Linked DNA regions of Mus musculus: all the other regions are linked to region 2. The links are chromatin loops, found by intact Hi-C in ENCODE. Cell type or tissue: heart. All regions are shown on one strand. Links, peaks and the distances in the headings refer to the core of each region. The heading gives the core; the rest is flanking DNA. Region 1 overlaps 2610307P16Rik (RIKEN cDNA 2610307P16 gene). Region 2 overlaps 2610307P16Rik (RIKEN cDNA 2610307P16 gene). Region 3 overlaps 2610307P16Rik (RIKEN cDNA 2610307P16 gene).

Region 1 (10,589 bases), core at 920-8,919, 260 kb after region 2:
GTGTCTCTGTCTTGTGTCCATGTAGAGTCCTTGAGTTATATACCTAGAAGATGTATTACTGTGGCGCGTAATAATTCTGTTTTTACTTTAGTTTCTTTAAGGTCTTCCATACTGATTTCTATTGTAGTCAGACGAATTCCCATTCTCATCAACAGTATTTAAGGGTCTTCTCCAGTCACCTCCTATGTCCTTTCTATGTTTTCTTGATAGTGGCATCTATATTGAAAATAAAGATAAAACATTTAGAGAGTCATGTTATAACCCTGTACTTAAAAACATGGCTAAAATAACTATCATTATTGGGAGAGCAAAACAGGTCAATTCCTTTCAGCTTTATGCATCTGACATACAATAGTTTTTATTAAAACAGAGTCAAAAATCTTAGCAGGGTGTTACCTCACATCTTGTTGCATGGTTCTTTAATGTGAATCAAGTTCTACATCTGGCTTATGTAGTTAAGAAATTAGTTATCCATGATGTTGCATGGCTTTAATCCCAGCACTCAGTATGCAGAGGCAGGGTCAGGCAGGTCCTTGAGCTTAAGGACAATGTGGTCTACAAAGAATACTCTAGGACTGCCAGGGCGACACAGTGAAGTCCTACCTCGGAAAACAAAATGGAAGTTATTTAATCTGTTTTTGCCGTATCTATAGGATGTTGGTGGAAACATGAAGCTCAGAGGGATTTCTAGACTATGTTTGTACTGATTGGCAGGAGAGTGACAGTAGTCACAGTGTGCAGCTGTCTGGCACTCAGCAGGGTTTCCTTCCTATGAATGCTTTCGAGACTCATGGACCAACAGTAACTTGCTCCTGTTAGCTAAGATCTACATTTTATTTTGATTTTTCTACTTTCGTTAGTTTTCAGGATGTGTTCCTGAGTCTCGTGAGTAGCACATGGCAGTTGTTGTCACCTTGGGCTGAGCCGTGAAGATTCTCACCCTCCCTTGTTGGGGATGAACTCCGGGATTCTAAGGAGAGGTCAGCAGGTGTTTCACAGACTGTTCCTGTTGGAGGATTTGTCTGATACTCTTCTCCTGATTAGTCTGGGCTCTACATTTCCCCAAGGGTGAGTATGGAGGCAAACACTGTTTTCTTTCTTTTTGTTTTAAACAATGTTTGTATTTATTCGTTGAGAACTTCATACAATGTATTTTGATCTTATACTTTCCCCTCGTTTAATTTCTCCCTGGCCTCCACCATAACCCTCACCAACCAACTTCACGGTCTTTCTCTCTCTTAAAAACAAGTCAAATCAACAAAAGCATGGAGAATGTTTTGTGTTGGCTACTACCCCTGAGCATGGGGCCTGCCATGAAAGTGTGGTTGATATAGGCATTGTCACTCTACTGAAGAAAACTGATTTCCCTTCTGTAAGGAACTTTCATTACAAATCACTTTTTGGTTGGGGGCTGGGGGTCACTTTGTAGGCAGTTCCTCTTCTTCATGCTAGAATTTTGTCTGCCTTGAGTTTCTGTAGGTCTTGTGTATGCGATGTCACTGCCTCTGAGTTCATATTAGAAGCAGCATCTTATCTACTTCATGCACATACTGTTACCTTGATACTGTTACTCTGGATGTTGGCCATCATCACCCGGCTGAAGCCCTATGGTCATGGTTTTCTATTGTGAAGTCCCTATTTCTCTCTCTCTTTTTCCATGATGAAAACCTTTGGAAGGAAGTCACTGCACTCGCTCATTACAACGGTTGGCAGGCTTAAATGAGATGTTGAATCCACTGGCTCCAAACCCAGGGCTTCAGAAACTCTCACTAACATTAGTTATCTCTGTAGCTGCTACTCATGCACTAATCCCTTCAAGAAGTAAACACCGGTTTTCCTGAGCACTGCTTCCTCATAGTTCAAAAGTCTCTCATCAGTCAGTATTAATTAAAAAATAAAAACGAAAACAGTGTATGAAGCCCTTCCACATGAGCTGACTGTAGACAAAGATTTTCTAGGATGCTCTAGGCTCACTGTGTGTCACCTAGTGTCAGCAGACTGCTAGACTGGTATCATTTTCCTGCGTCCTGATCCTTGAGATGGAATCAGCCATTGTGGATGGCGATGCAGGCATGGAGACAAGGGGAAAGCAATTTAGGAATGGGATCTGTGTTATGGTGATATATATATATTTTGGTTAGGTTTGACAACTTTTGGATGCAGCTTCGGTTTCTTAGGATAAACTCTCTTTAGCACTCATCTCTAAAATGGTTCAAGGCAGTGCAGTTGTTGCCAGAGGAGCTCACTGAGCTTGGATAATAACACTCAGTCCTGTCTGCTGGAATAAATAAAGAACAGCTGGTCTCTTCTACAAATACCGTTGGCATGAATTTTTTATTTAAGTCTCTCAGTGTATCTAGTAAACAGCCATATCTAACATGAAGCAAAGGCTCCCAAGTCTCCTTCCAATAAATTCCCTTCACTCCTCTCCATTGATGAGTTCAGGGTGTAGGGCAGGGTTAATGACCAGAGAAGGAATGTTGGGAAAAGTAGTTGGGAGCTAGAGAAAGTAGGCTCTTCTTCTGCCTCCTCTCCCATTTAAACCTCAGCTTCTCTCTAAAAGATAACACATTTTTTTTCAGACTATTTCTTGGGAAAAGGAGACTCAGAAAGGCACCTTTTGGCCATTCTCCATGTACTAGGTAGAGAGAGATTTATTCATATTAACATGATTCTCTGGACCCAGACTGCTTACTGGGAGAAAATTTCTATTCACTGTAATGGGTAGACAGTGGCAGGAAAGTCTCTTAGTCCCTTTTGAACGGCAAGTAATGACATTTGTCTTCATGTCCTAACAAGCTTAGTAGAGACTGAACACCCTTCATTTTGTTGTAGAAAACAAGAGATGTGTCCAAAGAACATAGCTAATGTTATTCTCCTCCTCCTCCTCCTTCTTTTTCTTCTTTTTGAGATAGGGCCTTGCTATATACTTAGGCTAGCTGGCAATTCAATCCTCCTGCTTCAGCACCTGCTCCCCATCACCCCAAGTCCTTTGGAACTGTAGCTCTGTATCACTAACCTTGGCAGTTAACATTCTTTTAAATAGCAGAATGAGATGTTCTGTACCTGCTCAGTTAACTCGGAGTGTTAAGTAATAAAGACAATCACTGAGCAGGCTGTAAGCCTGTATAGCAGACGTAGGTTCATAGTGTGTGTGTGTGTGTGTGTAAGTGTAAGACAGGATCTTAATGTCTAATCTCAGCTGTCAACGTGTGATTTAGACCCACTGTGGAAATCAATTCATGTCTACAAGGCTCCTTCGTAAAAAGTTGAACAGAGCTTAGAAGACCCACCCGAATGTGGCTGCAACATCCCATGGGTTGAGGAAACAGGAGAAAATGAGCTGAGCATGCCATGGTGGGTGCCATGTGACCAGTTGCCTCAAGCTTCTACCACCATGCCATCCCTGCCACCACGGACTGTATGCTCAAACTATGAATGTAGATAAACCCTTCTTTCTATACAGGGATGGTTTCGTATGTTTTGTCATGGCAATGAGTAAATTGATTAGCACAGGGCCCATAGCTAGGAGTGACGGCTCACATTCATAATTCAAGCCATTGTACATCCCTGGGGCCACTGAGGATGTGCACAGACGTATTGAGAGCCCTCATCGGAGATGCTTAATGGCGTTTTTCCATGGAGGGCAACATGGCTGTGAGTGGCCTCAGATGGTGAGGTCCTAGCTAGCCCTTCTCAGCTGACACTGTTAGTGTTCCCCTTCCTTACTCCTCCCTTTCACACTACATCAGTGGGAACACATGGTGGGTGGCCAGATTGGTGAACAGTGTGCTGTGGAAAGACCTCCTGTCTTTGAGTCCAAGAAGCGGGAAGTGAGCTCAGTTATTCTGTCCCAAGGTTCACGTAACCATTATCCAGCCTGTTCTAAGAGTGACCATTTCTATCTCTGGAGAGATGTAGTCTGGGAGGCCTGGAGCCCCGTGAGATGAAGCAGAGATGTGTCCATTTATGATGGTGGACATAGTAGGGAGTCTGTACACAGATCGAGAATGAAATGATTAAGGGTACGGTATATTCACATAGTGCACACACATGTGAAGTTTGTCCCAAATAACCATCTGATAGACTTTAATACCAAACTACTGATTGAGTGCCAACAAGAGTATCTTGAGAGCACACAATGCTTAATTTATATTTAGGGAATTTCCGTTGCTTGTCACAGGGCTTGTAAAATTTAAACAGAAAAGAAGAGCAGGCTCTGAGAAGGTGGGTGGGGAGTGTAGAGACCTGGGCTGTGGCTGCCAGTATTCCTTTAATGTAAAGCCACCTGAAGCCTTTTTGTTTAATAGTAAAGTAATTCCCACATGGTTTCCGCTCTTTCAAAGTCAGGCCTCAAAAGCGCTGTCTGCTGTAGCCTTGGCCTCTGCTTGCCTCTTTGTCAGCTGATGCTTCCTGTCTGCTTGCTGATAGGAAGTGTAACCAAAACACACTGCTGCAGGGGAGTTCCCAGGCTGGGATGCCTCCTCCCAACCTAGAAGAGAGGGCTACCTCCCTCCCTCAGGGGCCACCTCCCTCCCCCAGGGGCACATGTTTCTCTGGGAGAGACTGTCCCAGTGCAGAGCCCACTCTGAAAGTGATCACATGCTTTCTTTACTGTGAGCACATTCTAGGCGCTTCCCAGCTTAGTTAGTTTTCCCCCCATCTAAAGCCTCAATTGCAGTAAACTTTATCCCTCTGAGGAAAATACTTTTTTTGTTGTTTTTGTTTTTTGTTTTTGTTTTCCTTTGAAAGTTTGAGAAGTGCTCAAAGATCCTTAGAAGGGCAAATGCTTAGTAAATAGTAAAACTTGTGTGGATTTCTCTGATCATTTGTACTTTCCTTACACAAATTCTACCTGTGACCCCGTCTGTCCCTCACCCTTTAGAGTTTATTCTTCCCTGTGTTGATGGAGTTCACGATAAACCCAGGAAATCAGTTAACAAATATAGTCCGACTGTGCACTGCTTGCTTTCCCTCCAGAATGGTGTGCCATGAGTTTGTATTAAGTGTTTGTGCCATGTCCTACTGTTAATGTCGTTAAAATACCGTGAGGTGATGAAGTCACCTAGGTGGTCAGAGGACTAGGATCTTGGCTCTCCTCCATTGCTTGTCTAAGTTTTAGAGCTATTTGTCCATTTTCAAAATGAGATCGGTGGTGCTCATCTTTCTATTTGAGTTTTAGTTTTTTGTTTTGTTTTTTAAATATTTTTCTTCCCACTCAAGTCACTTAAATCTTGGGAAGTCTTTCAGAGGTACAATAGGGCATACACAGAGAAGATCATTTTGCCCTGACCAGTAAAGATGCTTTCGAAGCACTGCAGTCAGTCACTGGCTTTTAGAGTGGACCAGATGAGTTTGAGAGCTGTGAACTTTGTAGCACTCCCACAAGGTCCCTTGGTACTGTCATTAAGTAGCCTAGTTTCCTCGTAATGTCAAATGAGAAAGAACATGTTGAGAACAGAGCCAACCTCAAGAAGAACCTGTGGCCAAAGGGTTTTCATGAGCCTCAGAAATCACTTATGGGAAACCCTATCAGGAGGAAATTATCTTATCTGCTTGAAAATTAAATGACAGATTTTGTCTCTTATATAATCTGTCCCCAAGAGGTGTTTCCTGTGTATTTCTAGAAGTTCCTTGTCTAAGATGCTAATTCAGAGCCTAGGACTTTTCTTGATTTTTAATTGTCAGTTACTTACACCATGGCTTTGAGTCAAATGGAAACAGAAGAACCAGCCATGATCCCAGCACTAACCTATAGAAATGTCTATGTGGTTTCAAATCTGCAACACCAAATTTGAATGCTCATATCACTTGTTGAAGTTATAATTGTCGTGGGTGTGAGTGAGCGAGTGCATGTCCTGGGTGTGTATGTATGGGTAGGTGGATGGGTGGAACATTTGTGCATGAATGCACGTGGAGTTCACAGCACAGCTTTGTGAAACTAGTTCTCTCCTTTGACCATTCTGTGGGTTTCGGTTCCAGGGGATCGAACTCAGGTCATGAAGCTTTTTGTCAGGATATCTTAATCACAACACCGGGAATGAAATGAAATAATGTTCTGTGTCATTTATGAGTGAAAGATAGCTGTTCCTCCTTTGAGGTTGTCCTGTTTAATTACTACTGTGCTTCTCTTGATAACTCATGGACATGCTATACATAGCATTGCAAAAGGCACTGTTTCCTCCTTCTCTTCTCCCTCTCTTGATTTTTTCCCCAACTTTTGATAATTCAAGACTATATGGATATATCCTGCACAATCATGTCTGAATATTTCTACACTTCTCCCATTAAGCAATCACTAGTGTGTAGTATCCTGGGTGCTCTACAGGTCCTTCTCAGTGTACTGTGTAACTATGCTTTGATACAACCATTGCCAGTTAAAAATGATGTAAGGCAAAACAAACAAACAAATGACTTTAAGCCACCCAACCTCCTTAGCATCATAACTTATTAACACAGTGCACTGAGAGTATGTGTGGTTCACCCTAATGATCATGGTGGTCAACAGAAGTATCAGCAGGGGGGATTGTTTGTTGTCATTGCTCAAGACAACATCAAAGTCATTTACCTAGCCTGATAAACGGTAGAATTCAAAGTTGGAAGTATGATTTTTACTGATTATATATTGCCTTCATGAGATCCTAAAGTAATGAAAACAGAAGTTAGACCATCTTACACACAAGGGATTATTATTGATAATGCTGTTGGTTAGAGGCAGCGTAGTATTTGTTTTGCTGTTGAGTTAAAAAATTATTTACAGACAGCTGCGCTTACATGGTAGGGAATGAAAGTGTACCTTTTCTGTTGTTGGTTTTCAGTTATAATATAAATGTAGCATTTCTCCCTCTCCTCTTCTCTCTCCAAACCCTCTCATATATGACTTAAAACTTGAATTGGAAAGCTGAGGGTTTTGTTTATAGCCTTGACCTTTTATGTAAATGTTTGTTTCTGTGTCTTGTTTAGAAGTTAATGTGATTTAGAATGGCAGACTACATTTAAAGACTTCAGATTCTCACCCATGGCTTCACAATAATATACAGAATTTGACGATTTCATTCAAGGAGAACAATAGTTGGTCCTGATCCCTATATCTAAGTTTCCATACTAAAATCTGTCTTTGGGTTGAAATATAGCTATCTGTGTTTTGGATCAAGAAAACGCAGGTAGAAGTGCTACACCATGTAGAATTACTTAATATTGGCAGTCAGCTTTTAACCAGTAAAAGTTTTATTTCTTGCAAGAACTAATTCAGAACATATAACTGCATATGACTCTAGCTATTGTGACTGGAGCTGTTAAGATAGTTTTCAGAATTAGAAACTAGAATACAGGTCTGGAGAGGTGGCTCAGAGTTTAAGAGCACTGGATGCTCTTACAGAAGACCCTGGTTCAGTTCCCAGAACTCATATGCTAGCTCACAGCCATCTATCTGTAACTCCAGTTCCAGGAGATTTGACATGCTCCTCTGTCCACCAAGGACAGTAAGAATGCATATGTTAGCACTTAGGTAAAATAACCATATACAGAAAAGAAAATGAAAGATAATAATAAACAAACTAGGGTACAAACAATAATACTCCATTGTTGGGCATTGGGCTACATTGCACGCAGCTATATTTATAGTTTTTCATACTTACGTTTTAAATTCAATAGATTAAAAAGTAGCTACCTTTTTTGATTAGATAAAACCAGCTATAGCTCCAAAAGAAAGCATTAAACACTATATTGGTGGTCAGAACCCAAAGTGAAAGCATTGTCCTTAATATAATGATATTGCCACATCTCCATGTATTATTATCTCCACTAGGTAGAAGAGACATGGATAGTAGGAGGACTGGAGACAAAGCTAATCCAGTTTGTCATTTTAAGTAAAAGTAGAATTCTTTGTTCATATCCAGTGTAGATGTGCTAAATTATCTATCTATCTATCTATCTATCTATCTATCTATCTATCTATCTATCTATCTATCATGCATCTATTATCAGTTTTCTTTGATTAAGGCAGTAATATTCTCCCAAACTTTATATGAATACATCTCTGGGCCATATGACATTTTCTCATCTCAGGATTCATAGGTCAACGTTTTGCTAAGTTACCCATTAGCTTTTCTTTTCTTATTGGTGACATACATGACAGTGAATTCTCCCCTAGCTTTCAATCTAGCTCCAGTGATGAGGAGCATCTCTGAATTATTCTAAGACAAAGCAAACCTTTCTTCGCTACAGGAAGTATATGACCAGATAGAGCACTGAGATTTCAAGCAGAAAGCTTGTCCTGGGAATATTCTTTCAGTCAGAACTCTTAGGCAAGTTCTGTCTCCTGCATGGTCCTGTCTGCTGTGTCAGCAGCCCTGCTATCTTGATCTTTATCAGGCTCCTGCTGCCGATGTCTACATTGTATTTACCTTGGCTGCCTTGCCTTTAATGATCATAAATAGGAAAGACATGGGCCAAGAGTGTAGCCAAGAATGCCTGCTTTGTCATTATAGGAGGTTACCACACCTCTGATGTATGATGGGGCAAGTCTTGGTTTTACCAAGCCATGCTCTTTAATTATTATTTATTTATTTTTTCTCTTATATGTATGCTTTGTCTCAGTGGATGTCTATGTACCATGTACATGCCAGGTGCCCATGAAGACCAGAAAAGGGGGTCATATCCTCTGCAACTGGAGTTACAAATGGTTGTGAGTCTCCATGTGGGTGCTGGGAATTGAAGTTGAGTCCTCTGTCAGATCATTCAGGGCTTTTCTGAGCCATGTCTCCATCCCCAGGTTCTCTAGTATCTATTTTCCTAAACCCTTCCACTTTAAAATAATTTTTTGAAATATAAGATGTTAAAAATTAGGGTAATTTTTCTTAAAAAATGTTTTTCCAAATTGTGTTCTAAGGAGTCGTAGGGAGAAAGATGCTTCTGGTGCCCTGGCAGAGAAAGGCAAGGGAGGCGAATGCAGAATCAATCCCTGGACTGCCAGAAAGGAGAGCATGCAGCAGAGGCCTGTGTCTATGCAATGAAGATTTTTACAGTTCCTATTAGGAAAGAAAGTCTTATGGTCCCATTCTGAAAACCAGTGGTCTATGCCATCTTAAATTCTGCAATATCCTTCTTCCTCTCATATTCTAGTTGGACAATTGGTTTGCTGTCATCTTCTATAACCCACTTCCTCAAACCATTTCAAAGTGAATTTTGGCCTGAGCAGATTTCTTTCATTCGTCTGTCATGCCCTCTCAATATTTTATATCCTTTGTTACCTCGAAGCCATATGGTTAGATTTAGATTTTTGAATAGTTCAGTAACTAAAGGTAGGAAGGAAGGAAGGGAGAATGGTCATGTGTGTATTTATCTGTTTGTTCCTATCATATATTTTTAAACTATATCAATACACTCACACACACCACTCATGTTAGGAGCCATATAAAGCTTCGGTTCTTCTGTATGTACGGGGGGGGGGGGGGAAGCAACATACTTCCCAGTCATTTTTATATACTTTGGAGGCCAAGCTGGATTCTAGATGCTAACAATATAACAAAAAGTAAAAATGCAGGCTCCTCATGGGTTTTGTTTTGTGATGAAAGAAAATGAATAAAGACCAAAATAAAATGTGTAGTGTGTCATTGATAATACACATTTCAGTGAGTGCAGTGCCAGATAGCAGAGGAGCTGGCCATCTTGTAAATACCCACTGTGCAAAGTTACAAGCAGGTGAAGCAGATGATCTGGGAGCTTTCTGTTTAGGGCAGTGGTTCTCAACCTTCCTAATGCTTCGATCCTTTAATACAGCTCCTCATGTTGTGGTGTCCTCCCAATCATAAGATTATTTTATTGCTACTTCATAACTGTAATGTTGCTACTATGGTCTGACATGTGACCCCTGTGTGGAGTTGCGAACCACAGATTGGGGACCACTGATCTAGGCCCAACAAGGGAAAGGATTGGGAGAAATAGTAATTTGCCATGTTGGTAGAATAGTAAGGAGTGAGGGTCATATGGAAGGTGGACAGCTGGTTGCTATGATGGAGGAACCATGGGAAAAATACTGGCTTTTACTTTCTTTTTAAAATGATTCTATTTGTGCATGTGTTGTGTGTGTGCATGCACGCACAAGTGTGAGTGAGTGCCCATGGAGGTGCAAAGATACCAGAACCCCTGAAGTTGGAGTTATAGGCAGTTATGATCTTTCAGGTATAGGTGTTAGGATTGAAACTTGCACTAGAAGTAAACACCATTACCTACTGACCTACTAAACTTGCACTAGCAGCAAACACCATTACCTACTGACCTATCTTTCCACCCCTTGACTTCATTTTCTTTAACTACAGCAGTGTGGCAAGTGACTGGCTAACTGGACGAACGTCACCAACTGACCACTCTTGATGTTGGCTACAGAGCAAGCATAGGAAAACTTTTCCTGTAAAAGTCCAGATAGTACATATTTTATGTCCGACCAGTCATATCATGTCAGTTACAACTACTCAGAACTGCTATCTGCCATTCTGCTATTTCAGAATAAAAGCAACTGTTCCAATAAAATTACTTCAAAAGAAGCCAAACTGGATGCAGGCTGGATTTGGTTTACATGCCATGGTTGG
Region 2 (10,589 bases), core at 1,787-9,786:
TTTTAATCTATTTTGAGTTAATCTACATATACTACAAGCTAAACCTCCGGTCTCATTCCTTGACATGTGGCTCGCCAGTTCTCCCTGGTACCCTTGCTGAGGAGGAGACCTTTTCCCTTTGTGCTTCCTTTCCCTTCCTGGCTGTGTGGATGACATTACAATAGCTAAGGTTCCAGTGACCCGTGTATCTGTTTCTGTGCTACCAGGAACCAGTACTGAGTACTCAACTTTGTAATAGTAATTAAGGGACTGAAAATCACTTGCAGCCCCTTCTGTATAAAACCATAGTAGGTCCATTTTAATATCTCTAGTCTTTTTAAGAGAAGGTTTTAACTCCCAAGAATGCTCTTGGTAGACTTTATTTTCATTTTTATTTATTTATTTACTTATTTATTTATTTTTTGTTTTTTGAGACAAAAATTAAAGGCGTGTGCCACCACTGCCTGGCTCTTGGTTGACTTTAAAGACTTCATTGCAACTGATCACTGAATAGTAGTTATAAAGTTAAAAATCGCAGCTAGCTGCCGCGATTTTTTTTTTTTTCCCTTTTCAAATGTGCATTGGTGTTTTGCCTGTATGTATGTCTGTATGAGGGTATTGGTCCTCTGGAACTAGAGTTACAGACAGTTGTTGAGAATTGAACCTGGGTTCTCTGGAAGAGCAGCCAGAGCTCTTTTTTGTTTGTTTGTTTGTTTGTTTTTTTGTTTTTCGAGACAGGGTTTCTCTGTATAGCTTTGGCTGTCCTGGAACTCACTTTGTAGACCAGGCTGGCCTCGAACTCAGAAATCCACCTGCCTCTGCCTCCCAAGTGCTAGGATTAAAGGCGTGTGCCACCACTGCCCCGCTCTTAACATGTGTGCCATTTCTCCAGCTCTAGGTGCTGGGATGTAAAGATGGGACACCATGGTACCAAAGAATATGCACAGCCAAGTGTAGATAAAAAGTTACCAATGGTAACTTTGTTTAAAAATGATGTTTGCAGAAAACCTGGTAGGTGAGGCAGGGGTATAGTATTCTGAAACCACCCGGTTTTGCTTTAGAAGTGCTGGGGTTATAGGCCTCCACTGTCAGAGTTAGCTATTTCTATTAAAAAAAAAAAAAGAAAGGAATGTTCTTAACCACTGAACCATCTCCCTAGCCTTCTCTAGCTTCTTAAGAATGGCTTTTTGAAACACAAGATTACACAACAAAGTGGATTGTTAGGGTGTGTAATCCAAACACTGGGGAGGCTGAAGCAAAAGGGTAACGGTGAGTTAGAGGCCAGCCTGGGCCACACACAGAGACTGTGTCTCAAAACAAAACAACAAAGCACAAAATCCAATCAAACAGAGCCAAAAAGAGTTTTCCAAACATGAGCTCTTCACTGTGAATAAATGATAATTATTATTTCCCTTCAGAGACTCAGCATATTTAGAAGTACTTATGACCATAAATGTAACTTCTCCAAAACATAGAGTTTGGTTTGGTTTGGTTTGATAAAGTTTCTGGTTCCTAGGAGATGTAGTGGGAGTCTGGGGCACTAGGGGGAAGAAATGTAATATTTACAGAGCATCTAGTATACCATTTCATTTTGGCTTCCTAGCCTCAGGCAGAATGGTACATAATAATGAGAAATTTGGGGTTCAGTTTCCAATGAAGATTTCACCCCAGTGGTGGCTTGAATAAAAATGGCCCCCAAAGACTCATGGGAAGTGTGTAACAGTGTTGGAGGTGTATCTTTGTGGGAGGAAGAGTGTCACTGGGGGTAGGCTTTGAGGTTTCAGATGCTTAAACCACGCCCACTGTCTCTCTTCCTGCTGTCTGTAGATCTGGATGTAGAAGGCTCAGCTACTTCTCCATAGTCAAGTCTGCCTGCATGTAGTCATGCTTCCCACCATGATGACAATGTTCTAAATCTCTGAACTGTAAGCCAGCCACCATTGAATGAGTTGTCGTCATGGTGCCACTTTATAGCAATAGAAACCCTGACTGGAGAAAGTAGCTTTCTTCCCTGCGACTCCACAGCTAAAGCTTTCCTTCTGTCACCTGGGAACCTAGCCCACCCCCCCTTTTCTTAACCTGGTAGTGGGATTGGTGTTTTGGTACACTGCCCGGTTTTGAAAGACTCATACCACAGTGACTTACAGAAAACATGTTGACTGCTATGTGCACCTTAGCCTGGCTGCTCTTGGCTGTTTTGTTTATAGAAGCTTCAAGCAGGATTCTAGCAGGTGACAATCATGGTCATAACGATCCCCTGATCTGCTGTAGGAATCAAATGAAGAAACGTGTAAATGCAGTGCTGTGGTGTCTGGTCCATGCAGATGATTAATCAGCAGTTGTTGTTTTACTTAAACTGGGGTCTTTCATGCACTTCCTTTTCCAACATGAAATTATTAAGTAAATGATCATTTTGTAAGATAATTTGCAACCGGGAACTGTGAATTGGCCATTTTTTATTCTTCATGTTCTGAACAGGTATTCAGACTTCAAGGTAAGCTCAGCTGCCTTGCCTTGTATGTGGTGTTCTGGGCCATCCCTCACCTGACTCTAGGGTGGGGCAGATCATGTTCCCTCAGGAACATGAAAGCCTCAGGTGCCAGGCTCCATACAGAAGTGTATGCCATGTTGTAAAGGGCATCACGTTTATATCTTAGCAAGCTGGTTCACATAAGCAGTGTGACTGTTGGGTAGACAGAAACCTCTGAGGAGACCTTGTGTATCATTCACATATGTCCTTCTCTCTGTTTTTTGTTTGTTTGTTTGTTTTTGTTTTTTTTGTTTGTTTGTTTTGTTTTTTTGTTTTTTGTTTGGTTTTTTCGAGACAGGGTTTCTCTGTATAGCCCTGGCTGTTCTGGAACTCACTTTGTAGACCAGGCTGGTCTCGAACTCGGAAATCCGCCTGCCTCTGCCTCCTGAAGTGCTGGGATTAAAGGTGTGTGCCACCACGCCTGGCCTCTCTGTTTTCTTTTGGAAAATCATGACTTGGAAATGCTTGCCTTGTTAATGCAGAAAGCATTTCTAACCCCTTGCTCTTAGGAGTGGAGCTGTCATTGAGGTCCCAAGATGGAAGCTTTCATTCTGATGTTATGCAGGAACCATCTTTTCTAAGAAGGTCCTAGAAAGGGCATCACTGCACCCTGAGCCCCTCAATTGTGTCGTCGTCGTCGTCGTCGTCCTCCTCCTCCTCCTCCTCCTCCTCCTCCTCCTCTTTCTCTGGGTTTTGACCCATGAAAACTCCCAGGCGACAGAGAAATGAACGGACTGATTCTATGAAAGGCATTTCAGGGTCATCCCGAAGAGTCTGCATTTGAGGCACTTAAACGCTAAAATATTTGCTGACAGGTATTATTCTACTTCCAATGAACTGTCTTTCTGATCACATGGTACTACTGTGTTTTGCATCCAGAAACATATCTTTTCCCCTTTAGTGCAAAGGAATTGGCACCAGTATTAGTCACTGATAGGCTGGCTGAGATGTTTCTACCTGTCACTAGTGATGACTGATGGAGATTCTTTAGGTAGAAGATACCGCCAGGTCCTTGGGATTCTGTCTTATCTGGAGTTTTGCTCCTTAGTTTCCAATTCCAATTATGAGTAACTCCCTGTCTTGCTAGTAGTAGCCATAATCACATTACAGCAGACTTAAAACTTGTCATTTCTCAGCTCAATTTTTTTTAAATAGGGTAAACATTTTTATTGAATGTAAGATTGCTTTCCTTTATTAGGTTTTAAATGCTTTAACAAGGTTGCTTTTGTGCAGTAAGTACTGGACAGTCATGGAAGGCAGAGCCTGGCAAAATACTCTACTCATCTCACACTCTAGAAAGAAAAAGGGGAGGAGGAAGCTGGGACCCCATAATTCCCTTTGGGTGCATGTTTGCTAGTGACATATGGGACAACTCATAGGGCTCCTTTTCCCAAGGGCCCAGAGAACCTTCTAGTGGTGGCATTCTAGAGAGTAAGTGCCTAACACTTGGGCTAAACCTTAGCAATAACCATTGTTGGAAAATTCAAATGTGTGGCAGCTAAGTAATTCTAAGGCCATCCAAAGACCCAGAGATACTGTTAGAGTTGTTTGTTTGCTTGTTTGGGGTTGAGATACATAGCTTCCTCCCCGTTTCTATTTATTCTCTCTCTCTCTCTCTTGCTGACTGTGCATCCCAAGAACTTGATATACTCCTCCTGCCTCTTCCTTTCCAGTGTTGGGATTACAGGCATGCACCCCCGTGCCTGGCTATCAGCTTTAGATTCTAGTTCATTTGTGAGCAAACACTTCATATTAAGTTCACAAATGTGATTTCCTGGCTGTAAATAATTCTGTATACACTAGTGATGGGAATCAGTAAGCAGGTCCAGGATAGTGACCTTGGAGGGACTGGGAAGAACTCAGGTAGCTGGCCATCCAAGACTGTTACTGTAAATCTACTTCCTGTTTCCCACACCTTGACTAACTTCTGCCATCAAAAGGAAAGTAGAGGTTAATTAGCCTCTGTACTGGAATGGTCCATTTTACGGATTCATTGGCTCAGCTCTTGAAGCCTCGGCCTAGACCTCAGAGTAGAAGGCTGGAGTCTGAATAGGTCTTCTATTTAAATTCTTGTTTGTCCTACCCTCCTTTTGTGCTTCATTGGTCCTAGGAATGAAGAAGGGAGATAAGAGGTTGAAAATCAGATTCTTCATTTAGAGCGCAGCAGTACTTTGGAATTCTGAGTTGTCATTATTGGGTCTTAACTTCTTTTAGCTTGAGAAAAGACAGTGTTTCTGAGTGTTATACACGGTGGGGGTGGGGGTGCAGTGGGACCTGAGTTGTATGTAGCAAGGGTATGCATCATCTATTTGAGACTATATTTTTTGAGAAATACCATTTTTGATGCCAACAATTGTGATTGATATATTAGGCCAAATCATAAAAGACTGCCTATCTTTTGGTGTTTCATGCCTTTTGAAACAGTTCAGCCTTTTTTGTTTGACTTAAATGGAAGTCAGTGAGTTAGGCTATATGAGATCTCTATTTCTCTATTTGGAAATACAGGGTGACCTAGGGTTGGTTATGTGCCAACTCATGTAGTGTGTGTGTGTGTGTGTGGTGAGGGGGGGAAGAGAGGGGAGGGGGAGGGAGAGGCGGGGAGTAGGTGATTATATTCATGTGCCTGGGGTCAAAGGTCAAAGTAATGTTTTTGTTAGTTGCTTCCCACCTTTTCTTTTTTGAGACAGGATTTTTCTTGGGAGCCCAAACTCACCAGTTGAGCCAGGCTAGCTGGCTAGGGAGCCCTGGGGCCCTCCCACCTTCCTTTCCCCAGCTCTTGGATTTCTGGAGCACACAGCTGTGCCTGTCTTTCATGTGGGTGTTGGAGATCAGACTGAGGACATCATATTTGCCCTTGCTCAGTAAGGACTTTATGGACGGAGCCATCTCCTCGAGCCTGATTTTTTTTTTTAATTTATATTTCAATCATTAACAGAACTATGACATAATCATTTTCATTCTTTGGTTACTGTTGAGTCATTTATGAAAGATCTGAGACTTTTTAAAAGAAAGATTGATTTTCTTGCACAGTCACTGTGTATAAACTTCTATGCTTATACCAGACCCTTTCACACCAAGGGTTTGTTGCTTATTGATTCGCGCATATTAAAACCAGGATATGAAAGAGTCAGTTTACCAGTATGAACTAGAAAACCCTAAAGAACTTTAAAAAGAAAGAAGGAATGAAAAAGCCATCTGGGGCCTGAGCAGCAATTTGGGGTTTACTGATGCTCTGGTTGGCAGGCTGTCTGGGCAGCTGGATCTAGGTTGCACCCTGAGTATTTTCTCTTTCCATTTGGACAGGCATGGAGGTGTTGAGTCCGTAATCTGGACCTTGTGAGAGCCAAGTCCGTGTTATGGAGTAGTTCTGTTTTGCACACGGTTGTCCTAATTTCCCCTCTTCTTTACTTGCCCACTAGAAGGGAAAAAAGTAATCAGAGGTGTTGCTGGGTGGAGCCCTCCTTTGATTGCAATGCCCCAGGGGTTTCTAAGTTAACAAATTAAAGCTTTAGGGCTGACTGAGCCGCTTGCTTGGTCTTGGTGGGCGCAGCAGCTTTTCCGTGCCTTCTCATGTTCCTGCCCTCCCTTCCCACTCCAGAAAAGAAACTGAACTCAGAGGCTTTGCCTGAGGAAAGGCTGGCTTGAGGAGCCGAGGGACTGATGACCACAGCTGCAGAGAGGGAAGGCCAGCATATTCTTGGAAGGTGTGGGATGAGAAACGCACTCCCTTCCCTTCCCTGCTTTTGCAGTCATGCCTGGTGTGCCTCAGAGCTAGGATACACGGGCGGGGGAGGGTGGAGCGTGGGGAGGGCTAAGATTAGGGAGAGAGGAGGTGAAACTCTCCTGGGAGTTGGAGACCAGAAATAAACATCCAAAGGAGCTGGGACAAACCCTCTGGCTGCCCTCCTGAGGTTCAGGGGTGGATCAGGAGGGTCCGAGCCAGGGAGGCAGTAGCCTGAGTCTTGGAGGAGGAAGATCTCGCTGGCTGCCTCCTCCTCCTCTCTGCTGGGGTCCCTGAAGCCAGTGCAGGAAGTGGGCGGGATTCTGCTAGAGTTTATTGAAAAAACAGCTGCCTGGCTCCATTTCCCTCCCCCACAACGGCCCATCCTCGCTGTGGCTCAGGATAGAACTATGCTGTAAACTTTGGCATGAATCAAGCATGCTGATACTCTCTCAAACAGCAACTTTTTCTTTCTCTCCCCCCTCCCGCTTTTTTTTTTTTGGCACAGAGTCATTCGTTTGAGGCTGGGGGAGAGGAACAGAAAGACTAAATAAAATGTGGTACAGTGGTTCTAGAAATGATTTGATCTGGTCCAGTAAAGGTCCAGAGTTCACCGACTGGACCTGAAGGACCCAAGTGAGAATAAGGTCAGGAGCCAGTTTTTGAAAGTGGTGAGCAGACGTCAGGACTTGAAGGCCTGCTTGCTCTTTTTCTGTTACTGTCATAACGTCTTGGACAGAATCTACCCTAGGAAAACACTGTCAGTGCCTGTAAGTTTGTGACTTCGTTTTTTTGACCAAGAATTGCTTAGGAGGTTGAAGGGGACAGGAAATAGCTAGGAGCCAGGGTACCACTGGGCAGAAGTATATATGTGTGTGTGTGTGTGTGTGTGTGTGTGTGTGTGTGTGTGTGTATGTGCGTGTGTTGATTAGGACCCGCAGATGGCAAGCAGCAGCTGTTTTATGGTGTGAATTGTTTGCTCAGAAGATTTTCAGAAGCTAATTCTCCGTGGAGGTTGGTTTGCCAAGTGACTTGTTTCCTTTTTTCTTGTTTCCCGACCTATTTTCCTCTTTGTGTGTGTGTGTGTGTGTGTGTGTGTACCCTAGCTGACCTTGAGGCTCTAAGAGTTGCTTAAAACCTGAGACTGTTAAGTTCTGAGAGGGTTGCTTGCACCAGGAGGCTCCTGGCTCAGGTTTACTTCAGACCTGAAGGTGAGGGCGGATGCAAAGGAGAAGGCTGCAGAGGGAAGGGCTTCCCCTGTCTTGTCTGAGATCCGAAAGGCTGTGCCTGGCCCCCCTCTGCTCTGGCTTTACTGTGAACTCTTGCTCTTGCGTTGACCCTTTCCCTTGGCCTTCTATTAAACCTGACCTGTGTCTCTTCCTCCACTTAACGTGAGAGAATATTTTTTTTTTCAGGGACATTTATGAGTAGTGAGTTAAGATGTCTCTAAAATTCACTAGTGGTAGAGGCCTTAGGGCATGGTTAACCAGTTCTGTTATCCCCCTTCAATATTTTCTTTCTGTTAATACCCCATGTGTGGCTTGTATTTGCTTGAACAACTCGAGAAAGCATCCTCAGCTGTATTGTAGGAAGCAAAGTAACTCTCACGCTCTTGCATGAAAGCATGACACAGAGTCTGGGGCCCTGGGATGGTAGAACTTAAAAGGCCAATTAATAACATTTATTTGTTTTTGTTTTTGGAGAACCCAGGGCCTTGTGTATGCTAAACACAGGCTCTTCCAACTCTGGTCTACATTACTTATTAGTAATAGAGGTTACTTATTATTGTTATTGTTTTGTGTGTGTGGTATATGGTGTGTATGCATGTGTATGGGGTCATGTGTATGCGAGTGTACATACAGGCCAGAGACTGGTTATTATTGGTGTCTTCTTTAATTATTATTACTTTTTAGATTTAATATTCATTTTTATTTATTTTATATTATGTATAGATGTGTATGCATGAGCATGAGTTTGTATTCTTAAGTGCAGTGCTCACAGAGGCCAGAGATGTCAGATTCCCTGGAGTGGTCGTTAGGCACTTATGAACTACCAGACATAGGTGCTGGGAACAAAACTCAGTCTCTGCAGGCACATTGCGTGCTCTTAGCCCCAGGGCAGTCTCTTTACTCTGCAGTCCCCTCCACTTTATTTTTGAGGTAGTGGTTCCACTGAACATGGGACAGTGAACTGGAGCTCATTGCTTCAGCAAGATTAGCTGGAGAGCCAGCTCTAGGGATCCTCCTGTCTCCTTTTCCTGGCCACTAGAATTCCAGAGGCCTGTCACCATGCCTGGCTTTGTTCTTGTGAGTTGGGATAGAACTCAGGTCTTCATGTTTGCATAGAAAGCACTTAACCAGCTGAGTTCTCTCTCTCCAGACCAGAGCTGTCACTTCAGTGATTAATTTCACAGTGTGTGCACTGCATTTTGTGGGTACCTTAAAAGATACACTTTGGCCCAGTATCGTGGCACGTTCCTGTCATCCCAACACTTTCACAGTAGAGGCACCAAGATCAGAAGTCGAAGGGCAGCCTTAGCTACATTATACAGACTTTGAGGACAGCACAGGCTAGATAAGACTCTCAAAAAACAAACAAACAAACAACCCAAAGGCATTGAAACAAGGTAGAGCAAACTTGTTTCTAATTTATTGATGCACACATGAAATCTCTATGTAGAAAGCATGTTTAATATAAAAGGTCAACATTTCTATCTTCTATCAACAGAGAGAGGTATGGAAGTGGAAAGTCTATGAGGAAATGTTAAACACTGAGATCTTGCTTTCCTTGGTAGGCAGCATTGTAAATTTAGATTGGAAAGCATAATTGAAAACGGGAGCCTGCATGTGCAACATTATCTCTGCAAAGCATGTACGTTTATGTGAACCTGGATATGATCAGTAGCTGAATGCAGGCCACGGGCACATACAAGTGTTTTCTTTTCATGATCCCTCTCCTTAGCTTTTCCACAGTGAGCAAACACCTATTTTCCCCCCTTTCTAACATGTAACCGTTATTAAAATATAATGAGGTAGTGAGGAATGACTCTCTTGTCTACTTTACTTTCTGACGTGGTTCAATGAGTGTGAGAATTCAACAACCTTAGTGGGTGGAAAGTGGCTCTTCCAGGGGACCCAACACCCTCTTTTGTCCTCTGTGGTCACCTCCCACACATATGATATGTAGATACACGCACACATAACATTTATACATAGACACAGACACGCATACACAGACACACATATACAGCATGCACACATAGGCACAATTACAGACACACAGACACAGACAGACATACACATGACAAATCTTAAAAGACTTTTTAAATCTTCAAGAATTACTGTTTTATGTTTGTTCGTGTCTATAAGACTTTCAGTCTAGGAGAACTCTCCCAGTTCTACTTTAATGTGGTGAATCCTACTCCTGTTTTTAGTTTTCTTTGAGACAGGATTTTAGGTAGCTCAGACTGGCCCTGAACTCACCATGTATCTGAGGCTGACCTTGAACTCCTGATTATCCTGTATCCACCTCGTATGTAATTACAAGTGTGTACCACCATACCCAGCAACTAGAGTTAGTTTTGTTCATAATGATGTAATGTTCTTATTCTGCCATGTAGGCTACCCTGGAACTTACTATGTAGCCCTGGTTGGCCCTGAATTCATGACAGTTGTGTTTTTGCCTCCCACACAAAGGATAACAGGTTTGAGCCTCCAGCTCATCCCTGCCTTTCATTTTAAATACTTATTTCCGTCTTTTGCTGAAGCGCTCAGCTCTTCTTTTTCTTGGATTCAGAGGAAGTTCCCTTTTCCCTACTCCCATTATGCTTCTGCTTTTTTTCTGGTTTCTTGTTCCTCCATCTCCTTCAGTTGTCCACTGCCAAATATCTACTGTTCACTGCCCAGGAGACTATCCGTGACGCTTACTTGACGATGACTCATCACCAGAAAGCAGAGGTCACCTTTAAAGTTAAGTGCTTCTTGTGGACCCCATATTTGGCAGTAAAAATTGCAACCAGGCAGGAGCAATTTCAGTTCTCAATACATGCTTTTAATTGTTCAGAGATGTCTATAAAATATACTATGGCAAATTAAAATCGCTGTTTTTTAGTTTTGTTTTTTTTTAACCAAAAATGTGCTACCTAGAAAGCAGCTTTCTCTTGAATACGACATGCAGTGGCTGGCTCAAGCCTTTACTGTCTGGAATGATCAAGCTGTACTTGACATATGGTGCAGAGGTACCCATTCTGTATCCTTTTGTATCTTCATTCCAAGAGCATCTGAACTAGAAGTAGTACTACACGTGTGGTGGATTGATGGTGTCAAGTCCGTGCCATTCGTGTGCTTAAGTTTCACATCT
Region 3 (10,589 bases), core at 1,286-9,285, 240 kb after region 2:
TCCCCGGCCTCTTGTGTGTGTGTGTGTCTGTCTGATTGTCTGTCTGTCTGTCTGTCTGTCTGTCTGTCTCACTGTGTGTCTGTATATTGACTAGAGGGTAAAATTAGGTGTCATTCTTTGCATGCAATCTACCTTTTGTATTTGTTTATATTTATGTCATGCACTCTTACTGACCTGGAGTTCACCAGGTAGGCTCTGCTGAATGTCCAGTGCTGCCATCCTTCTTCTCTGAGCTTGCTGTCTACCAAAAAGTCTACCATGTCTACTACCTACATATCATGAACTGAACCTTTTGAAACTGTGAACCAAAATAAATCCTTTCTCCTTTAAATTTCCACCAGGTATTTTTATCATAGTAATGCAGAAAAGCACACGTGTATTCTTGGTCTTATTTAGTTCTCCTGATATAAGAGGTGAATTGTTGTCTTCAGAGTTTATATACTGTTTCTATAGTGAAGAACACGGGCATCATGGTATGGCTTTATTTCTCTTTATATACTAATTCAAACATATGGGAAAGAGATAGCGCTCTTTGCAGCTGACTTAATGCTGAGTGTCCCAGTGTGTTTGAGGTATTTGCATTTCAAGATAACATGGTTTATCTATATATTAGATATTCTCATATGTAGAAGGTTTATCAAAAATATAAGTTTTAATGATAACTGTGGTGTGACTGAATCTTTTGCATAAATGTAGAAGTAGGCCCAGTGGCAGGTTGGCTAGCTCAAAGCATAGGCTAGTTAGGACTGTGTTGGGTTCCTGTTACATGTGCTCCAAAGCATTGCCTGTTTGTGTACTTGCAACGCATCGTAAAGCTAATGGAAATTCAGTGAGTGTAATTCCTATCTGTGATTTCCTTACATGAATATAGATATAAAATCCATGTTTAAGGACAGTTCCACAGTGACTCAGCACATTATCAGAGTGTAAATGTGACTCACATTTTTGTAGAAACTGTGCTTCAGATTTTGGGTTTTGTCCCAGGTTAGCAGTATGTGGTGAAATGCTCTGGTAATGGTGACTAGACACAGGGAGCCATGGCTGACCATCAGTCATGTAATTATGAGAGGAAACCGACTGTAGCCCATATGTTGAGTATTAGGTGCCTGGTCACCTAAGGATTCTGCCTTTTGTCAGTGAGTTTGTGACCCCAACCTCCTATGTTGTCTGAGGCATGGTTTCTTGCTTGTTCTTGATTCTTGAATATATTGATCCACCAGACCATGGGCTTCCAGAGATTTTCCTGTACCTGGCTCCCATCTTGTGATCAGTGTACTGGCACCACTACATCTAACTTTCCATGGGTTCTGGGCATTCAAACTCAGATGGTCAGGCTTGAAGGACAAGCGCTTTACTCAGTGAGCTATCTCCCAGTTTGGATCATCTTTTGATACTGCCTTCTAGATCCCCAATGCACTGAATCTTTTGCAGAGATATGATCATGGAGAAGCATCTCTCCTCTTCAAGACTGCCTTACTTGTATAATCAAAAGTTAGGGCACGTATGAAGGTGATGGTTTAAGTGGCATCTCCTGTCATGTACAGATATGCTGTGTGTACTTCTGTCTGCACACTTAGTATGCACTGCTCAACAGAGCAGGCACCTTCATGGTTCCATTCAGGAGGAGAACCAGACACAACAGGATAGATCACTCACCAAAGTTATGAACCTAGTGGGGTTTGAAGACCAGAACCATTGGCTCCATTACCACCTTGCAATACTACTCAGTGTGCCAAGTTAATAGCCCATGGCTCCCTGAGAACTTTGGCTTGGGCTTTAGTTGGCATAGGAAGTATTTTTAGGAGTACATATCTACTTATAAGCTTGTACTTTTTCATTAATTTTAAGTAGTATGCCTTGGTTTTAGGACTATAGCTTTAAACTATAACTGGGAGGATTGTTAGAGGATAGGAAAGTGTTTCAGTGGTTTGGTCATTTAGAATAGTCTGTCAAAGTCCTCTAGGTGTCCTTAAATTTCAGCTGGGTGTAGCGACCCTGAAGTTGTGGAGAAAGGGAGAGGATTTTGTGTTTGTATATAGTGTTCTGTTGGCCTTCACCTAGAACCACCCTTAATGAAAAAGCAAATCTCGGGAAAGCTGGGAAAGCTGAGTTAAAGGAAATACCAAGTCAGTAGATTACCAAGGCTCAAGTTTCATGCCTATGATTTATTATGGTCTTGATCCTTGTCCTAATTTACATGAAGCAGTTTATTATTTACTGATTAGAAATTTAAGCTTTTTTTATGTAGTATTTGAAATAATTCTGTCTTTAGAGTTGTTTTATGTGTAACAATTAGAGGGGTGTGTGTGTGTGTGTGTGTGTGTGTGTGTGTGTGTGTGTGTAAAAGATTCTTTTCATTTCAGCCCTGTCCTTTGGAACTGTTTTTTTTTTTTTTTTTTCTCATTTGTTCCCTTGCACTTGTTTAGCAGAAACTCTCAGAGCCCCTATAAGCCAAACCTGAAGGCATTTGGTTTCAGGTGGGAGAGAGTCGAACTCTGTTAGTCTCCACAATGTATAAAAAGTGCTGTTTGATGGTGGTGGTTACAATTAATATTTGAGTTTAATATTCTCGTTAGTCAACAGGAAGTTTGGGTAGGTACACGAGGCTAGAGATGACCAAGAGACAGCAAGGCTGGAGTACCAACGAGACAGGAAAGTGATGTATCTCACCGCTAAGTTAGTAAATCATCCCTATGGCCAGCTGTTTGACATGAAGAAGATGCTGCTGTTCAGAGCCCTTGCATGCTTTTATTCAAGTGTTGTGGGGTGGGATGTGCTCAGAGGTGCTGAATACTGTTCTTCTTCTCCCCTTGGTCCTTGCTGTGTCTCCTCCTTCTACATTCTTCTTGTTCTTTGGAACAGTTGTTTGTTCCACAGAAACTTACTGAGCAGCTATGAGCCAGGTCTGGAGATTTCTCTTTCTCCTTCAGTGTTTCCTGTTTGGCTTGATACATTCGAATTTGCCTAGCTGTATCCCTACAGAGGGAACAGGAGTAACCCGAGCCACATCCAGTGCACACCCAGTGCAGTACGTTTTCCTGTACTGTTTTCTGATGCTGCTTCTTGATCGTCCTCCTTGAAATTCTGTAGCTATGTTGTTGCATACAAGCATTTCTTTCCTTGTTGCCTAAGAACCCATCAATCACTGCTTCTCTCATTTTTTTTTTTTTTGTGAGCTATCCTTCTCCATAAATATGGCAGCCCATTGCTAGTACTTGTTGGCTTAGTACCTGAAATGTACTCATTTGGGGTTTTTACTGGGACGGCAAAATATGCATTTAACTAACTTGTAACTCCCAGGAGAGTCTTAAAGCTGCCTGTGACAAGATGTTAAATAGTTTGTGTCTGTGAGAAACTTTGCAGATGGCTGTGTATGAAGGGCATGGTATATGTTTTGACTTACTGCTTCTTCAATTATGTTCCATAATTGAATTCAGTTGAATTTTCCATGATCTCAAGGGAAATGGTTTTCCCATTGTTAATCACAGATATCCTCAACTGCAGTGAGGACTGTAACTAACAAGGATCAACTGGGTAGAGTTCACTTATATTTTCATGTATGTTTAGATTTGGGTGGTGTGTATGCATATATGAATGTATGTTCATGAGTGAGTATGAATGTGTGCGTGCGTGCGTGTGTGTGTGTGTGTGTGTGTGTGTGTATCCATATCCAGCTTTATAGCTCCTGGAGATTTGAACTCAGGTCTTCATGCTTCTATAGCAATAATTCTTCATTTTTAATCACTGAGGCATCTTTCCTATCCCAAATTTACTTATATCTTTAAGAGAAACTCTGTGCACACATATTTGTTGAGAAACAAATGTCCCAGCACTGGGACATAATTAAAGTATCTATCTGTCTGCCTAGTGTGTGTGTGCATGTGTTGCATGTTTCTCGGCTGTGTCTGTGTATGTGCAAGTGAGTTCAGGTGCTCACAGAGTCCGGCAGTGTCTGATTTCCCTTGGAGCTGGACTTAACTTGACTTAACTGATGCGGATGCTAGAAATCAAACTCGGGTCTTCTGGAAATGGGGCTTATGCTCTTAACCACTGAGCTATCTCTTTCAGCCCTACTTAAGCAATTGAATTCTAATTCCCAACTTTGCTTACCAAATTAGATAGTCATACAAACATGATTATGTAAGATAAAAGAGTGTGGTGTAAACATTATGTAAGTATGATAGCATAAATAAATACACACAGGTACGGCTGAGCACACTGTTCCAATTCTAGATGATGATTTAGAGATATTATGATTAACTTCATATTTATCCTAAGGTTATTCACCTGAGGAAAAAGCACATTATTCTTGGCATACACAAAGAGCCCACATTTGGTTCTATAATTCATTCAGTGACTTAAACTTTTATAATTTATTCACTAAACCTAAGAAGCAATGTAGTGTTACATAATGAGTGAATTTAGTGTTGTGAGTAAAATCAATGCTCGAAGGATCCGTCATTATTCAAAATGAGCTGCGGGGCTGTGCTGTGGATTTGGTGAGCCTTTTTTTCCTTCTGCCTGCCTGTTGTCTTTTAGTCTCCTTCAAGTATCCTTCTTACCCTAACCCTCTTTGATGTAAGGAGGAGAGCACTTTCAGGGAAGGAGTCTTCAGGGTGTTTATATATTGCGTTCAGTGTGAGAATTCTGTTCAGCATAACAACAACATGGATTATTTAAGCCATTTCTCGATTTCTGCCCAGGCCTGAAACCAGCCTCAGTGCCTTTTATCAACCTTGTTGATCTCTGTGTGTTTTCTTCTGTGGATTGCACCGGGCAGGATCTTAGTTTTTCAATACATTCCTGTGGGTACAAGTGTATTGGCTGCAAGAAGTTTCCTTAATTTACCCAGTTTAATAAAAATGATTTGTGCTTTTGCTCATAGTCTGGCACCTTTCAGAGAACAGAAATGACCGGTGCCATGTGGTGTTCTCTGTACCAGACTGCTGAGCCGTTCTCTCCATGCCGCTTAGGGAAGCAGTGTTGGGAACACATGCAGGATGAGGTGCACCAGTCCCTGCTCTTCTTTCAACTGCATTTGCACAATCTCACAAGCGAACTTGCCAAGTTCAGTTTATGTCCTGGTCACCTCAGAAGGAACATTTGGAGTAAGAGTGCATGTCCAAAGTCTCCTGAGAGATTTTCTTCTGCTCTAAAGACACATCCCAGCCCATTACCCATGCAGCCCATGGTGAACAGAGTTCTTTGTACTTTATGGATGATGTGGAGTTGAAATCTTCCACAAAACAGCAGCTGCATGGAACTTGCACCAGGCATCACAGCTGTTTCTTCTGACAGGGCAGGACATGTTCTGTGCATGCTGGGGAATGACATCTCTGTCCTGGTCTAGACAGCACCTCCTTTCTTCTTTCTTCTTCCCAGACGCTCTTGAACCAAGTGTGACTACCAAGAGGAATCCAGGGAAACCTAAGATGTTGTGTGTGAAGCTCTTCCTGCAAACGACACACACACACACACACACACACACCCTGAGCAGATCAAGGTTGGCAGAGAGTTAAGCATGTGAGCAGGCACATCATTGTGAAAGGAACAGCTACAGGAAGGGACCTTTGGCAGCTCCATCTGTTTGGCAAGACTGGGACATGACCTGAGCTTACACTAAATTACCTCACGGCAAATTATTTTTTCACCAGGCACTGTAAATGTTTTGATGACTCCACCCCACTGGGTGCTGTGCAGAGGACAGATGATACATCAAAGACCTGCTAATTAATCTCCAGGTGTGGTTGGCTCTCTGCTTTTAGGAAAGAGTTAAACCCTCAGATCCTCCTCAGCCTCTCCGGTCAGTTTCTTTTATTTCAAGCTGGTGGAAGACTTACATAGAGTTTTTTTTTTTGTTTGTTTGTTTTTTTTTTTTTTTTTTTAAGCTAGAGTCAATTGACTCTGACACTGTTTCTCTGGTGTTTGTATTTGTGGGTGTGCTTGTGTGGGCATGGCTCTGTGACAGGTGGCCAGGATAAAGGTTTATTTTCTTTTAAAATGTAAACTGCAGAGGTGGAGGCAGGCAGATCATTAGAGCTCACTGACCTGCCAGCCTAGCTGAGTGGTGAGCTCCAGGTTCACTTGAGAGACCTTGTCTCAAAACAAGACAAAACAAAAATGTGGAGATTGGATGAGGATGGCATGACACCCTATATTGACATGTAGCTTTTACATGTGTATGCATCAGAGTACCCATGGAAACATACATACTTACATACATACACACATACACACACACACACACACACACACACACACACACACACACAGATAAACTCTATGTTAACTTCTTTTAGGTTTATATACGTCCAAACAAACAACCTTTTGGTGATTCATTAAGACTCTGTTATTTATCTTTTCTTTGTGGCTATTTTGGCAGTGAATCACCCACTGAAGTCTCATGCAGAGTTTGGTGTTCTACGGTCTGCTGGATTCCATACTGATCCCATTTTAAACTTCTGTCTGTGTCTGTCCTCTACGTTTATGTTAAATGTGAAGAGAAGACATTTTAATGGCAGCAAGATGTTATGGTTTGAATATGGAACACTTCTCTTCTCCGCCACACATGTGTTAAAGGTTAGGTCCTTAGAAGATGACACTGTTTGGAAAAGATCTGGAGACTTTAGGAGGTGGGGTCTGGCTTGAGGAAGAAGGTCACCTGGAAAAGAGTCTTTGAAGGTATCTTATGCTTTCCTATCTCCATCTCTCTATTTTCTATAAGTATTGAGAATGAAAAGGGTTCTGTGTTACGCATTCCCACTGCTGCAGTGTTCTTGCCAAGTGTGTGGGACTAAGCAGGTACGGACAGAGTCCTCTGAAACCTGGAGTCAAAATAAACATTTCTTCCTAGTTGTTTGTGTCAGATGTTTGCTTTTTCAGTGACAAGAAACGTATACAGACCTTAGTTGGAATCTCTTTCACCTCCATGACTGTAAAGCCATAGAGCTGAGACTGAGAGATGTTGCCAAAGTGCTTGTCACAAAAGCATGAGGTTGTGAGTTCCCAGCCTCCCAGAGCCCATCTTTAAAAAGGCCAAACAAAGCAATACATGTTTATAATGTTGGCGCTGGGGAGGCAGAGCACCACTTAGACTCGTTGGCTCTCCAGTAGAATTGAATACATGAGCTCCAGGTTCAGTGAGAGATTCAGTCTCAAAAAACAAGTGGAGAACAATAGAGAAAGACACCTAGAGCTATGATCTCTATACATATTTGTACACACAAAACCTATCCATAGTCACATGTACATTTATGCACATACAAACCATTAAAGATCCCCTCCCCCCAAGGGAGGTTTTATTCCTGCAACAACTAACTCTCTGAAGGGTTTCCCTATCCCAGAACTGTGGATGTTTGGGGGAATCATTGTATATTGGGAGTGGAGTCCTGTGTCCTGTAGACCCTTTCATATCAGCCTGGCCTCAGACTGTGAGATACTAACTTCCAGGTGTGGCATCCAGAAACATTCTTGGATCGATTCAGCTAATGGACAAGGGAGCAAAGACCTGTGAAAATGAACGAAGGAGCCGTTGTCCTTGTTAGTTTAATACCTTCATGCTTTCCAGGGAAGTGAATCCAGAGGCTTTGGAATCTGCCAGGCAAATTCCAACCCATCTACCAATTCTCTGTTCATTACTGATGGGAATTTGAATTTACTTTAGCGTTAGACATCAATCAGAGTCACTGAGAACAAGTATTGACTTTGATGTCATTGTGAATAAAGGCTTCCCAGCTGTTTATATAGCAGGCAGGACTGCCTGTGAAGGAGATACCAGTGGAGGGTTATTTTCACAGTTCTGCTGTTTCAGTGGGAAGACAAGATTTAAACGTGACTCCTTATAAGATTTAAATAGCTGAACCCATGACTGGAGTGAGAAAACACTACACTGTAATTTAGCCATTTTTGTGAATGAAAGGTCAGTTCCATGACTGAAACCCAAGTTGCACTGAGTTCATTGTCTCCGATAGTGCTCAGAACTGTCCAGATTATCGCCTGCATTCAAATCGGTTTGAAGCCCATCTCCTCTGCTCTGACTCTTCCCCCATGTTTCCCTGGGCCTCTGGTGTGGGATGTTTGTGGTGGCAGACAAGTAGAATCCTGTCACAACTGAGACTTCACGTGAAAGGCCTACTTGTCTCTATTTCAAAATTTCCTTTTTGCACTCTCTTCTCTCCTCACGTGAGCTTGCACACTTGCCAAACGTGTTCTGGCTGCTGCTTTCTGTCTCTTTCGGATTTTCCGTTCTTCCTGCCCTTGTTGCTTCTTGCCTCTCTGGCCATAGAAACTGTCAGGTACCTGGGTAACGCATCTTTCCAGTTTGAAACTGGGCTCTGTTACACCTGGGGCACTCTCTCTTTAACTATCTCTGCCTGAATCTGTCTTCCTGTTTCTTTTTCTCACTCTGTTTCTGTGTGTCTCTCTCTCTGTCTCTTTCTCTCTATGTCTCTGCCTCTCTGCCTCTCTCCCTCCCCTGCCCCCTCCCTGCCTCCCCCTCTCCCTGACTCCCCCTCTTTCTGCCTCCTCTCTCCCCCTCCCTCCTTCCCTCCCTCCCTCTCTCTCTCCCTCCCTCCCTCCTTCCCTCTCTCCCTCCCTCCCCTCCCCTCTCAAGCTTAGTGATCTTCACAGCAAATGAAGGTGAACGGTAGCCACATTGTTACTATACAGCCAACTCTAAGGAGCAGATTGGGCTGAGCTTTGAACAGCTGGGGCTGGGGGTGAGTCCCCCACTCTTCTAGGAGGAGTCCCAGAACTGTCAAGTCATCAAACTTGAAGGGGAAAGGGAAGGAGAAAGGCTGTGGGGTTAGTGGTTCCTCCTACAGGTATGTTTGGTTTTGCAATCTACTTTTTTTGTTTCCAAATGTTCGCTGGTTTGTGGATCTGACAGAGACTAGATTAATTGATTTCAAGAACTGCTGTGTCTGCTATAGACCGAACCACTCAGAGGCTGAACTGTGATTTTATTGTTCATTTGCAAGCACTAAAATGTTATCAGATAAGTGTTTTTGTTAAAATGTGTGGTGCTTTCTCACCCATTGCAACTGCTGGTTATTTAAAGGAGAATTTTGATACACAAATGAATCTAAATTCAACAACAGTCTGTTAGAACTCTTATGGGCTTTTGGTGGGTACAATAAATGAGAAATACATGGGCTAGGGAAGGTAACATAGAGTGGGTGCCCCAGGGAGCACAAGCCACCCTTGAAATGTGTTGTATTTGCCCATTCAGTAGGTATGGTACATGTGTGCATGTGCACTTGTGTTCTCATGTGTGCACATGTGTCCTTCAATAACTTGCTCTAAGTTAAGTTTTTTATATAAAAGTTGCTTTACTGTTTTGATCTCACACTTGCTGCAGCTTTCCATTTTCATTGTAGGCCGAGGTTGGGTGACAGCCACTCCACACCCGTCCTGGATGGACAGGGCAAGGGTTTTTTTCATGATACTTTTTCACATTGTTTTCCAAGATGAGTTCCCCCAGGAGAAGAATAAAGGGTTTTCCATTGGGAAGAGTCAGATTTGAGCTTAGCTTTGCTGTCCACCGTGTCTATTTTGAGAATTTGCTTACTGTTCAGATTCAGTTCCTTCCTGTGCAATTGGAATGTACTTGTTTACTTCATGCCATTTTTGGAAGGAGTACTATTAAGTAAAATAAAACATTGAATGTTCCTAAAATAGCAATGTACCCCTAGACATCTCTGTGCATATACACACTTCATTTTAATTTCTGTGTTTCATAGATGAATTGATGCCAATCTTTTCTTTTTTCTTTTTGTTGTGCTATGTATTAAACCCAGGACTCAATGCAACAAGGCAGGTGGCACTCTACTGCTGAGCCATACCTTAGATCCACTGGTAGATTCTAGCTAGGCTCTACCTCTGAGCCATAACCCCAGCACCTCAGATAGTAGGCAGGCACTCTGTAGTTGAGCCACCCTCCTAAATCCCAACTAATGGATTCAGACAGGCAGGTCCTTTACTGCTGAGCCATGCCCTCAGCCCCTCCCTGGCAGATCCTAGGCAAACACTATACCACTGCACTATGCACATAATTCCTCAATAGTGTACTCTGGACAAACTACCATTGATCCCTATGCCTAGTCTGATGCCACCCTTTTACTGGCCTACTGATGGGGTTACAAGCATTTTTGAACATACCTATTGCCCAAGACAGTGTCTTGACTCTAGGGCATGTCCTCCACATTTCTGTTTTGGTCTAGCAATATGGTGTTCTTTCGGAAATTATGAAACAGATGTCATAGAGAAAGGTGGGGAGAGAACTAAAAATCTTATAGTTTAGTTCATATTAAGTATGCTCCTTTAAAAAAGCAAACAAACAAACAAAAACAACAAAGAAACAAAGTCAGAACTTTGCAATTTGGCATCTAAACTCCTGAACATTCAATTTCCATTTGCCTACCCCCCCATCATCCTGGATACCCTTAAAATGGGGTTGATAGTAACTACAGAGTTAAAGGTATTCATAACCTTCATGTATTGAAGTTATAGAAGTGAGAACCCCAAATAATAATTTTCTTAAATGTAGAAGTTACATTTATTTTATTCAGCTTGAAAAACTGCATCCAAGG

The links. Peaks named below come from ENCODE experiments on the same cell type or tissue, not always from the same donor. Only the 100,000 strongest peaks of a DNase experiment are listed, where the experiment ranks them.
Region 1: a loop joins it to region 2, with 2.6 times the contacts of the local background. A loop is called at or near these places in 3 of 42 quality-filtered maps.
Region 3: it touches region 2 in a loop (3-fold over the local background); 2 of 42 quality-filtered maps call a loop at or near these places.

What each region holds. Positions count from the first base shown.
Region 1 is chr13:28,496,185-28,506,773 of GRCm38, reverse strand. The region is part of intron 7 of 2610307P16Rik (RIKEN cDNA 2610307P16 gene); the gene reads left to right. Among named protein-coding and RNA genes, the nearest start is that of Gm40841, 80 kb to the right of the region's middle. In heart, for the core only: no CTCF peak of the experiment used is centred there; a DNase peak (open chromatin) is centred at 4,423; H3K27ac peaks cover 1,516 bases.
Region 2 is chr13:28,753,934-28,764,522 of GRCm38, reverse strand. All of the region lies in intron 3 of 2610307P16Rik (RIKEN cDNA 2610307P16 gene), which reads left to right. Among named protein-coding and RNA genes, the nearest start is that of Mir6368, 48 kb to the right of the region's middle. In heart, for the core only: no CTCF peak of the experiment used is centred there; a DNase peak (open chromatin) is centred at 6,512; H3K4me3 peaks cover 1,434 bases; H3K27ac peaks cover 3,496 bases.
Region 3 is chr13:28,514,980-28,525,568 of GRCm38, reverse strand. The region is part of intron 7 of 2610307P16Rik (RIKEN cDNA 2610307P16 gene); the gene reads left to right. Among named protein-coding and RNA genes, the nearest start is that of Gm40841, 99 kb to the right of the region's middle. In heart, for the core only: no CTCF peak of the experiment used is centred there; a DNase peak (open chromatin) is centred at 5,548.